2 separate regions of the Homo sapiens genome follow, and region 2 is linked to region 1. A link is a loop called in an ENCODE intact Hi-C map of the cell type or tissue named here. Cell type or tissue: heart left ventricle. All regions are shown on one strand. Links, peaks and the distances in the headings refer to the core of each region. The heading gives the core; the rest is flanking DNA.

Evidence for each region. Peaks named below come from ENCODE experiments on the same cell type or tissue, not always from the same donor. Only the 100,000 strongest peaks of a DNase experiment are listed, where the experiment ranks them.
Region 2: a loop joins it to region 1, with 7 times the contacts of the local background. A loop is called at or near these places in 14 of 110 quality-filtered maps.

What each region holds. Positions count from the first base shown.
Region 1 is chr5:131,795,177-131,799,176 of GRCh38, forward strand. It overlaps FNIP1 (folliculin interacting protein 1), which reads right to left and starts at 1,841. Exons shown (of 18, transcript NM_133372.3): 1 at 1,654-1,841. The coding sequence starts at 1,745. RefSeq lists silencers at 1,455-1,734, 1,785-2,044. In heart left ventricle, for the core only: a CTCF peak has its summit at 1,770; DNase peaks (open chromatin) are centred at 1,325 and 1,945; H3K4me3 peaks cover 3,074 bases; H3K27ac peaks cover 2,815 bases.
Region 2 is chr5:131,166,541-131,175,124 of GRCh38, forward strand. It overlaps LYRM7 (LYR motif containing 7), which reads left to right and starts at 4,404. Exons shown (of 5, transcript NM_181705.4): 1 at 4,404-4,498. The coding sequence starts at 4,481. RefSeq lists an enhancer at 4,078-4,267 and a silencer at 5,178-5,227. In heart left ventricle, for the core only: a CTCF peak has its summit at 4,380; a DNase peak (open chromatin) is centred at 4,321; H3K4me3 peaks cover 2,103 bases; H3K27ac peaks cover 1,010 bases.

The sequences.
Region 1 (4,000 bases), core at 1-4,000:
ACTGCAGTTATTGGGCTTACAGATAATTCTTACTTCCACTGGCAAAAGTATATAGTTATCTGCACTGCTACTTGCTCTATCTCGTAAGATTGCTGTGAAACATCAAATAAGATAACTGATGAGAAAGTTCTTTGGTAACTGTAAAATAGTATTACGCAACTATGTAGTAGACTTTACATTTTTGAAAACCAGACGTGAAAATGTTTTTTCATATGAGTGACTTGAGAGCCTTGTAAACCTACGTACCCAAAGTCAATCTTTGTCCAGAAATAGAAAGCAGTTGTCTATTCAAATGCCACCTTTTAAATATCCTATCGGAACCTGTTTCCTATTGTCGCTTGAGTTACTAGATGGCTCAATGTAGTATTATCTAACCTGCACTTTCATTTTTCAAAGGAAAAACACTAAAGAAATGTTTAAAGAGAGACAGATGAGCATGACACATTTATTTTTCAGGGGAAAAGACAGATACGTAGAAAAACCTCTTCAATTCCATATGCATTTACTGAATTTTTCCTGATGAGACCTGCATTAGCAAGAGAGAGTGAATAATTTTAAGAATAGCAAAATTTCTTAAACCAGTGTGGCAACTTCGCCTGTTCCAAAATTTGACAGATTCTCTTTTTTTATTTTTATTTTATTTTTTTGTTTCTACTATTGTTGTACAACTGGGCTCTTTGCTATCCTACCAAGTTTAAAACGTGTGGCATTTGACATTTAGCCTAGTTATATTTGCAAGTTTCCACACTGCAATACGTATAAAGGCTGTTTGGACATAATCTCCTCAGGTGCAGTTTAACGACTAAATTTTACCTTGAATTCAGGTTTATATCAAATCTTACAATTCTGAAAAGTTACTCTGCCAGCAACAGGTACTACAATGAAAAATTAACAAAGCCTGTAACACTACAAAATGCTCTACTAACATTTTCAATTTTTAAGACTCCTTTTCAGTAACAATTCGAGGAGGAAGAATCTACAGCCAATTCCAAGGCCAGATTTCATTCAATTTGGTCTTCCTTCGGCAGTAACCCTAAACTCAAGTTTCACATTTCTCCTTCGATAACATTAAGGTCGCTCGGTCCGGTTACTGCACACCTCCAATTTTAGCGTCCAAGAAACCTGAAAGAACGGCACGTTGCCTACTCGCTCCTCCAGCCTTCTCTCAACTCAGAAGCTTGGCCAAACGTGCCGCTCTCTCCACAACGCCAACGGAGCTGGAACGCAGCGCCCGGAGGACAACTGGTCACGGGGAGGAGGGGAGAACTTCGCGGCCCGGAGTACGGCGGCTGAGGTCCAATCCAGCCCGCGCCCAACTCTACTCGGTGCCAGGAAGGCGTGTGGACCCAAAGTCTCAGGCCGCGGTGCTAGGTCCGGAGGAGCAGAGTCGCGCGTGGCTGGGGGCAGGTCGTAAACAAACCGACGGGAGGAGGGGGAAGGGGCAACGGCGAGGCGGGTGGGGTAAAATAAAAGGTAGGACCTCGCTCCAACCCTTCGGCGCTAGCCCGCAGCCGGCTCCACCCCACCGAGGACCAGATGCTGCTCTCGGCGCGGCGCTTCCGCTCGGGTCGGAACACCGAAGGCCCCAACACCCCTGGAGCCCGGAGCCCACAAGGCCATCGGCTCCGCGACCCCCGCCCCACAGCGCCCTACCTGAACCCGCAATCTGGGTCCCGGGCGTCGCGGCCGGGCGCGCCCAGCCCGGTCCTCTTGCTGAAGAGCTTCTGGAACAGCGTAGGGGCCATGCTAGCCACGGCCAGGCAGGGGTCGCTCCGCTGGGCGCTTGCTAGGCCCCTGCTCCTACAGCCGCCCCGCCACCCCCATGGGCGCCTCAGTCATATGACAGAAATTAGTCACTTCAAACGGCCACGGCGCGCGGGGCGGGGCGCGAGGCAAGGCCGGCACTCATTGGCTGGAGGGGGGCCGCATCACGTGGCGGCGCGCGGAGCAAGGGGCAAGGTGGGGGCGTGGGGCGGAGCTGCCTCCCATAGGCTCACTGGCGGGTCCCGTCACGTGGCAGGGGCGGGGCGTGAGCCGAGAGGACAGGACTGGAAGGTGGCTAGGGATGTGTAGCGGGAGAAGGGTCAGTCTCGATCTTCCCCTGTGAAGCTGTCAGCGACCATCAGAGGGTACGCCGGGGTGGCGCGGGGACGATGCCAGGAGCCTTGGAGTGCAGAAGGCTTCGACTCCCCGCACCCACAGAGTTGCGTAGGGAACCACGGGCAACCGACTCTTCCTTGTCAGCCCCTCCCTAGCTTCTGCGGCTTCACACCTCCATTCCGCGCCGGGCAGAGTCTGGCGGCTCCTGGAGCACGGAAGGCCCACAAGCGTACCCGTGGGGCCGCGGCCAAGGCTGGACTTTGAGCCCAGGACCCCAGGACCGCCCTTAGAAGGCTGCGCCGGCCCGCGAGAGGTCTGGGATCTGGACAGCGCGGGGGCTGGCTCACAGGGACTGGTGAAGGAAACTGCCGGGACCCCTGCCACAGCCATGGCTCCCCGCAAAGACGACCTCGAGCAGGCACTGCGGGCAGTTTGTACTAGCGCCTAGAACCCTGACACCGGGAATTAGTCTCTTGGAAGAGCTAGCGATTGGAGGCTCAGGAGTTAGGCTGTTTCCTTGTTAACCAACAAAATCAGGTGAAACCAACGAAGTCAGGAAGCCTAAAGACATATATGTACAGATATCTAACCCTTTACGCTAATTATTTAGATTTTTAATAAATCTATCTTAATGTTTAGGTATGAAGACGGGAGGAACTGTGGAATTTTAGTCAAGTTACAGGGAAGAAACGCTTTCTAAAAAAAGAAAAACATTGCTCACATGTGACCTCACAGTCTTATTTAACCCATGGAACCAAAATATATCAGAGTTTGTATCAAACTAATCTTATAAATTTTCAGCAACCCCATCCATTCACTCACTCCCCCTCCAGGATGAGGAAGCTCGTACAATGGGATGTAATCCTCAGAGAAATTTAGGAAATAACTTGTATATGGTTGGAAGGCTGGATAAAAATACTTTGGGCAGGCGTGGTAGCTCACGTCTGTAATCGCAACACTGCAAGGCCGAGGCAGGCAGATCGCTTTAGCTCTGTAGTTCGAAACCAGCTTGGGCAACAGTAAGACCCTGTCTCTACAAAAAAAAAAAAAAAAAAAAAATTTTAATTAGCCAGGTGTGGCCGGGCGCTGTGGCTCACGCCTGTTATCCCAGCACTTTGGGAGGCCGAGGCGAGTGGATCACCTGAGGTCACGAGTTCAAGACCAGCCTGACCAGCATGGTGAAACCCCGTCTCCAAAAAATTAGCCGGCGTGGTGGCGGCGAATGCCTGTAATCCCAACTACCTGGGAGGCTGGGACAGGAGAATTGCTTGAACCCAGGAGGCAGAGGTTGCAGTGAGCCGAGATTGTGCCATTGCACTCCAGCCCGGGCAACAAGAGCGAGACACCGTCTCAAAAACAAACAAAAATTAGCCAGGTGTGGTCACGGCGCACACCTGTGGTCCCACTCGGGTGGCTGAGGTGGGAGGGTAGCTTGAGTGTGGGAAGTCAACGCTGCAGTGAGTGCCACTTGTACTTCAGCCTGGGCAACAGAGGGGGGCCCTATCTCAAAAAACAAATACTTTTTGAGAATTTCATTTAATTAGGTATACAAATTAAATTTTATTTTCTTTAAGTGGCTACCAACTCCCACTGATTTGCAGCTAGAGTTTATGCTCTAAATAAGGGTCTGAAGATATTTAGAAAAGAAAAAGTAATAGGCAGAATTTATATCTCTTTGAGAATTTGTCAACAACCAAAATACTGAGTTTCAATGTTCCAAGACTTTTTTAAAGCACTATTTATTGATGATTAAGATAGTAACATATTCTTTCCACAATCATTTATGTTCTAGGCAGTGGGGATCCAAAGTAAAAAAGAGCTAACTTTCTAGGTGAGGAGACAGTAAATAAGTATTTAAAGTTATTGCACTATTTATTGATGATTAAGATATTAACATATT
Region 2 (8,584 bases), core at 2,157-6,156, 630 kb before region 1:
TTTTGAAGTCATGTTAATTTCCTTTCATAACCACAGAAAAATTGTCAAAATCAGTTGATCTGGGGTGGGGCCCTACAAGTTAGGTTTCTAACTTTCCAGGTGATACAGTTGCTGCTGGCCCGGGAACCATACTTTAAGAACTACTGATACAAGGGAATGTCTTTGTAGGAAAAACCCACTGAAGTATTTAAGGCTATGGGTATCATGTCCGCAACTTACTTTCAAATAGTTCAGAGAAAAAGTGTCTGTCTATAGGTAATTAGAGAAATAGAAAAGGATAAAGCAATTACAATAAAATGTTAACATTTGGAGAATCTGACTGAAAGGCATATGCAAATTCTATGTATTATTCTTGCAACTTTTATGTGTCTGAAATTGTCAAAATAAAAAAATGTGTGCTGGTTTGGATAATAAATAACATGGTCAGCTTTCATTCCATCTGAAGGCTTTACCATCTATAGAGTAGTGACTCTCAAGTATTTGTCTCTTGACCTACCTCTTCCCTTAATTCCAGACTGGTCTGTGACATACATTACAGCCTATTGACCACCTCCACTTAGATGGCTACCAGGCACTGCAATTTTATTTTGACTCCCTCCACAACAAACAAACCAAAACCTCCTTTTGCAGGATTCTGTATCTGCTGTACCACCATTCACCCAGTCACTCCAGCCAAAAAGCCTTGAAATCATCCTTAAACCTTCTCTCTGTACTTTCAACACACATCACCAAGGATCTAATCACTTATCTCCTCTATCTCCACTACTCTAATCCAAGCTACTAACATCTCTTTCCTGGAGTACTTTGAAAGGCTCCTAGTTGGATAACCTATCTGCTTCCATTGTAGTTAATTTGCCACACAGCACCCAAAATGATCTTTATAAAATATAAATCATAATGTCACTCTCCTGCTGGTAATATGCTAGTGTATAACATCACAGAATAAAATCCAACATCCTTACCTTGGCTTATAGGGCCCTGTGTGATCAGGCCCATTGCTGCTGCTTCTACCTCATTTCTTTCCATTTCAACCTTATTGACTGGCATCACGCAAACTCAGTGTGCTAGGCAGAAGATGCCCATGTCCTAATCCCTGGAGCCTGTGAATATGTTACTTTACATGGTAAGTGGGATTTTGTAGATGTGATTAAGTTAAGGATCTTGGAATAGGGAGGTTCCTGCATTATCTAGGTGGGCCCAAAGTAATCACAACAGCCCTTGTAAGTGAAAGAGAGACACAGAAGAGTGAGAGTAAGAGAAGGAGATGTGACCACAGAGGCAGAGGTGAGAGTCTGAGATTTGAAAATGCTCGGCCGGGTGTGGTGACTCACGACTGTAATCCCAGCACTTTGGGAGGCCGAGGTGGGCTATCATGAGGTCAGGCGTTTGAGACCAGCCTGGCCAACATGGTGAAACCCTGTCTCTACTAAAAATACCAAAAATAGTTGGGCATGGTGGCAGGAGCCTGTAATCCCAGCTACTCGGGAGGCTGAGGCAGGAGAATCGTTTGAACCTGTGAGGCGGAGGTTGCAGTGAGCCGAGATCATGCCATTGCAGCCTTGGCAACAGGGTAAGACTCTGTCTCGAAAAAAAAAAAAAAGCTCCATTATTGGCTTTGAAAATGGAAGGAGTTGGGCCAGGTGCGGTGGCTCACGCCTGTAATCCCAGCACTTTGGGAGGCCAAGGCAGGCGGATCACGAGGTCAGGAGATTGAGACCATCCTGGCTAACATGGTCAAACCCCGTCTTTACTAAAAATATAAAAAATTCGCTGGGCGTGGTGGCAGGCGCCTGTAGTCCCAGATAATCAGGAGGCCGAGGCAGGAGAACGGCGTGAACACGGGAGGCGGAGCTTGCAGTGAGCTGAGATCAGGGAGGCGGAGCTTGCAGTGAGCTGAGATCATGCCACTGCACTCCAGCCTGGGCGACAGTAGGAGACTCCTTCTCAAAAAAAAAAAAAAAAAAAAAAAAAAAAGGAAAAGAAAATGGAAGGAGCCAAAAACAGGTAGCATTTTGTAAGTCAGAAGTCCAAATTGAGTTTCACTGAGCTAAAATCAAGTGTTGGCAAGGGTGCATTCCTTCTGGATGCTCTAGGGAAGAAATCATTTCCTCACCGTTTCCAATTTCTAGAGGAGGCTTGCTTGGTTTGTGGCCCCTTCCTCCATCTTCCTCCATCTTCAAAGCCAGCAGCAGAACATCTTCAAACTTCTCCCTGACTCTGCTTCCTTCTTTCACTTATAAGGATCCTTGTGATTACACTGAGTCCAGCACACAATCCAGGATAATCTTCCCATCTCAAAATACTTAATTTAATGACATCTTCAAAGCCTCTTGTCATATATAACATAGTCAGAGGTTCCGGAATCTCAACAGTTATCTTCTGGAGGCCATTATTCTGCCTACTACATAGCTCTGTGAACTTACATGATGAACATGCTGGAATTTCCTGTTCAGTTCTGCGACTTATACTTTGAGATGCAAACTTTAAAAAGACAATGAAATTTCAGAACCTTCCAAATTTATTAAGCCAAGGGGGCAAAGTTAAGCCTTGAAAACTGAGTCATGTAATACAGCTGTTTTTCTTCTCTGGTGCATGACTATTGTTGCTTCCCGACCTTTGTGTTGAGATGTTATACATTAATCAGACTCCCTATTCTTCGTTTCAAACCTGGACTACATAATATTAGAGCTGTAGACCCTTGTGATTGTTACTTTTTTACGATAGAATATTAAGCAACCACCTTAGAGTGTAATCAATACTAGCCAATCAGATCTTAAATCTGGATGTTATCCATTGTTTGGAAAATGTTGTAATTCTGTTTGGCATCTCCATTTTGTCTTATATAAACCATCTTCAATTTTCCTTACGCTGGAAGCACTGATCAGCATTCTTTGGTGTCTACATGTTCCCATATGACTGCCCTTACACTTTACAGTTGAATAAACCTTTTTAACTGGATCCTTAGCCTTTTGATTATTTTGGGGTGACAAGACAAACCAGGCCATGTTCCCAGAACAACTAGAATAGTGAAGAGCCCACCTCATATGTGGAACAGTTAAAGGAGACATGCAGATTTATTTAAGAAAAGAGGAGCCACAGAACTGAACTGATTCTGTCATTATAGAACTGTTTTAAAGTATCAGCAGATGAGGGACTTTGGTTAACTGAATTCAGGACAGTAGCTAGCAAGAAATCATCACAATAAGTTATGAATTTTCAGGAAGCTGCACTATGAGTCTACACTGAAAATGGGGGAGCGGGGACGGGGTATCTTTTAAATCACCGTCAGCATTCAGAAAACACAATGCAAGGTCCAAGATCATCTAGTTTATTGTTTCTCAGATAAAAGACAATATCCAGTATACTTGGTTTAATCGCTTCATTACGTTAAATGTTCTGCAAATCGAATGCATCTTAATTTTAAAAAATCGATTATCTTGTTATTCTCAGAATGACTTGCAATAATTCCTTAGAATAACATAGATCACAGAGAAAGAAAAGGGCCTTGGAAATCCATTGGTCCAGATCTTTCATTTTTAATAAGAAGTCAATTTTACCTAAAAGTTAACCTGAAAGGCTACACGGGTAGGGAAGGAGAACAATTATGCAATAGGAACAATAGGAAAAGGTTGTGGCGCGTTAGTAACGTGACTACAGAGTTTTTTCTTGATGCTTGCAAGGTCATAAGTTGAAACGCACTTAAATACTTATGATTGTTTCTAATTATGATGCTGCTGATTAATTACCCATTTCTGACCTCTTTATCAGCAAAACCAAGGAGTAGAGAGAGCTGAATAGGCAAAATGTAAAGGGTAAAACTAGGCTTTACGGTCAGGCATAGCGGATTTGCATCCCAGATCTCCATTTACTAAATGTGCGAACTTCAGCGAGTAATTTAACCTCACCTTCTATGGAAATAAATGAGAGAATATACGCATAAAATTTTTAGGAGTCAGTGTTCCAATCAATGCCCGCTGCAGCTGTTAGGACTTGGCTTTTATTTATGCACATTTCCAAAGAGATAGTCGCAACTGGGAAACGTTAAAATAAAGGTTCTTTTACAGACGATCCTATACCCTAAACAGGAGGTAACAAAACGCGGGTGCCGACGCCATCCACTATATACAAACCTAGTCCGCCTAGCAGACGATCCCTGCGCCGGAAGTGACTGTGCCCCTAACTAACATGGCGTCCAGGTGATTTCCGTTCTCTTCTGGCCAGTAATTGGGCTCTGCGGCTCCTCGCGATTTTACCAGTTCCCATCCGTTTAGCAAACGCCTTTAGCAAACGCCCGTTTAGCAAACGCCTCCTCCGTCCTTTGGAGGAGGGCGGGGCTAAAAGGGAGATGCTGCCTAGTGATTCGTTGTGGCGCATTAGTAACGCGACTACAGGGGGCTGGAAACAGTTCAGTCTTTGATTGGTTGCTGAGAGGCGGGGCTACTCGACTGCTCTGGAGGTAGCGGCCGCGGTGAGGAGAGCCATGGGACGGGCAGTCAAGGTGACAGGGCCCGGGAAGGGGTGGGTACGATGCCGTCGGGGAGGGTATGTTCGCGTCCTTGAGAAAACTGTCTGGAGTCTCTGGAGGCTGGGGCTCCTGACCCTTTATGGAGGATGTGGCTGTTACCCCAGAGAAGCCAGATGACCAACTCCTAGGGGCAGTTGAGGGTTTGTGCACGTGCGGAGGAGAGCGGGAGGCACCAGTGTGGTTCCTACTTCTTGGTACTAACTTGGTACTCAGTGTTTATCCATGATACAAATCTGCGACTTGAGTTCTGCCCTCGTTTCATCTTCAGACCGAGTATTTGTCTGAGGGACCCATTTCATATCCCTGGGAAGTATAGGAGACGCCAAAGGCTGACCTGAGCAACAGCAGTTCAATGAGGTGAAAGTTTATTCAGATAAACAGAAGGTGCACAGAAGTCTAGCAGCCAAGGAAACCGAACCCCAGCAAAGTTACTTGTCAAAAGTAACAGCAAGACAGAGCAGGGACTGGTGAGACCTGAGCTCACTGAATGAGCTTGGGATGTGATGGCTGTGCTCGGATTATACCTCTCTGAGTACCTACCTGGTCTCAGATTCATTTCTCACGCCCAAGCATGATGCACGTTCCTGCCCGGCGCACAATTCTCATTGGCAGCCATCCTTTAACGTTTAACATCAGCATGGCCAATTGGGATCTGTAGTTGTCACTGGCTGAAACATAAACATGAGGAAATAGCCTGCTATAATATGGTGAAGAAAAGCAGTGTTTATGTCTAGTCAATAATATGGGAACCACCAAGCAGCCTTCATGTACTTTTGTACATAATGTCACAGCACCAATAGAAACAGAATTGCTCAGGGTTATTCATTCAAAAATTTATTTGAATGTCCATAATAGCTATTATTATAGCCAACAACCAACATTTAGCCTATATTGTCTAAGCATAGTGGATGCAACAATAAGCTGAACATCCTTGCCTTCATAAAGAAATCTAGCAGGTGGGGAGACCTTAAACAGTTATTTAATTACAGTTGTAATAAATGCTTTGATTTGAAACTGCAGTGTTTTGTGAGCATATAACTAGGATTTCACATACGATCTCTCAAGGGGCTGGGTGCAGAGGCTCACACCTGTAATCCCAGCACTTTGGGAGACCGAGGCGAGAGGATCACATGAGGTCGAGAGTTCGAGACCAGCCTAGGCAACATGGTGAAACCCTATCTCTACTAAAGATACAAAAATTAGCTGGGCATAGGGGCGGGTGCCTGTAATCCCGCTACTCGGGAGGCTGAGGCACAAGAGTTTCTCGAACCTGGGAGGTGGAGGTTGCAGTGAGCCGAGACTGCGCCACTACACTCTAGCCTGGGTGACAGAGCAAGACTTCATCTCAAAAAATAAGTAAATAAATAAATAATCTCTCAAGGAAGTTCAGACCTGACGTTTGATTAGAAATTAGCTAGAGAAGAGAAAAAAGCATTCTAGAAAAGGCAACTAGCACATGGAAAGTCCTTGAAGTGGGGATTTGGTTGGAAAACTTGGATACAAATGGAATTAAGTAGGATTCATTCCAAAAACACTTTTGGTAGAGCCTACAATATATAGAAGGCACTTATGCTACATGTGGGAAGATACAAAGGTGACCAGTCCAACAAGGGTGACAACAAGATCCTACGTCCAAAAAAAAATAGGAAAGTGAAACCTAGCACAGAAATTATAACCCTTAAAATTAATCCATTATTCAAGAAAATTGAGGCAAAAAGGCTGTTACTTGTCCAAGCTTACATTAAGTGACAATCTCAGATTCAAACTCATCTGACTATAAAGAATCCACTTTTCATCTACACTGCCTGAATTGTCCAATCAGTATAAGTAAATGAGGAAGAGAATACAGTCTGTGACCTGGCTTTCTGCATTTTAATAAAAGTTTATCTGCTCCAAGGTAATGTTAACTCCAATAGTGCTATGGCAATAATGATAACATTTTCTTACACTAGTCCTCTTAAATTAGGGATGCTAATTTGTTGTACTAATGTTGTACTTTAAATAGCATGTAAAACCATTATGTTTACTTACTTCTCATTTTTTTAATCCCATGCAACATGTCTTCTCTGCTCTTGCAATATTAAAATCCCTGGGATTCTACGATGCTTGCAAAGCCCGTATTTTTACCAAGGCAATCCAGGCTTTTACTATCAAGCACCTCAGAGTTATTCCAGCCTCTACACATTACTCAATTCCAAAGCCACTTCCACATTTTTAGATACAGGCATACCTAGGTGATGCTGCAGGTTTGGTTCAAGCCCACGGCGACGAAGTGTATATTGCAGTAAAGCGAGTAATACAAGTTTTTTGGTCCCAGTGCATATAAAAGTTATGTTTACACTATAATGTAGTCTATTAAGTGTGCAGTAGCATTATGTCTTTAGAAAGTACATATGTTGGCTGGGAAAGGTGGCTCACGCCTGTAATCCCAGCACTTTGGGAGGCCCAGGTGGGCGGATCACAAGGTCAAGAGTTCGAGACCCATCTGGCCAACGCAGTGAAACCCCGTCTCTACTAAAAATACAAAAATTAGCTAGGCTTGGTGGCACTTGTCTGTAATCCCAGCTACGCTACTCAGGAGGCTGAGGCAGCAGAATCCCTTGAACCCAGGAGGCAGAGGCTGCAGTGAGCCGAGATCGCACCATTGCACTCCAGCCTGGGCAACAAGAGCAAAACTCCATCTCAAAAAATAAAAAATAAGGAAGTACATACCTTAAATAAAAAAATACTTTTTTGCTATAAAATGCTAACAATTATTTGAGCTTTCAGAAAGTTGTAATCTTTTTGCTGATGAAAGATCTTGCCTCGATGTTGATGGCTGCTAATTGATCAGATTGGTGGTTGCTAAAGGTTAAGATGACTGTGACAATTTCTTAAAATAGGACTACAGTAAAGTTGACCACATTGATTGACTCTTTCACACACAAAAGATTTATCTGTAGCATGCAATGCTGTTTGATAGCATTTTACCCACAGTAGAGCATCTTTCAAATTGGATTCAATCCTCTCAACCCCAGCCACTACTTTATCAACTGAGTTCATATAATATTCTAAATCCTTTGTTGTTATTTCAACAATGTTTACAGCATCTTCACCAGGGGTGAAGTGATGTGAGTGATGATCTTCATAAACTCAAGAATCCACTTTCTTTGCTCATTCATGAGAAGCAACTCCTCATGCATTTAAGTTTTATCGAGATTGCAGCAATTCAGTCACATCTTAAGGCTCCACTTCTTATCCTAGTTTCACTTGCACTTTCCACGTATCTGCAGTTAATTCCTCCACTGAAGTCTTGAACCCCTCGAAGTCATCCATGAGTGTTCAAATAAGTTTCTTCCAAATGCCTGTTATTGTTGCTATTTTGGCCTCCTCTCTTGAATTCTCTGAATGGCATCTGGAATGGTGAATCCTTCCCAGGAGGTTTTCAATTTACTTTGCCTAAATTCATCAGAGGAATCACTGTCTATGGCAGCTATAGCCTTATGAGTCTTTTAAATAAGACTTAGAAGTCTGGCTCACACCTCTAATCCCAGCACTATGGGAGGCTGAGGTGGGCAGATTGCTTGAGTCAGGAGTTCAAGACCAGCCTGGGCAACATGGCAAAACCTGTCTCTACAAAAAGTACAAAAATTAGCTCAATGTGTGGCATGCGCCTGTGCTCCCAGCAACTTTGGAGGCTGAGGTGGGAGGATCGCTTGAGCCCAGAAGATCGAGACTTCAGTAAGCCATGATCGTACCACTGCACTCGAGCCTGGGTGACAGAACAAGGCCCTGTCTCAAAAAAAAAGGACTTAAAAGCCAAAATTACTACTTGGCCTTGACCTGCGGGGCTGCAAAATGGATGTTGTATTGGCAGTCATGAAAACAATATTAATTTCCTTTTACATCTCCATCAGAGCTCTTGGGTGATGAGGTGTGTTGTCAGTGAGCAGTAATATTTTGAAAGGAATCTTTTTTTTTCTGAGCAGATCTCAACAGTGGGCTTAAAATATCCGCGAACCATGCTTTAAACAGATGCACTTTGTTGATTTGTAGAGCACAGGTAGAGTAGACTTAGCA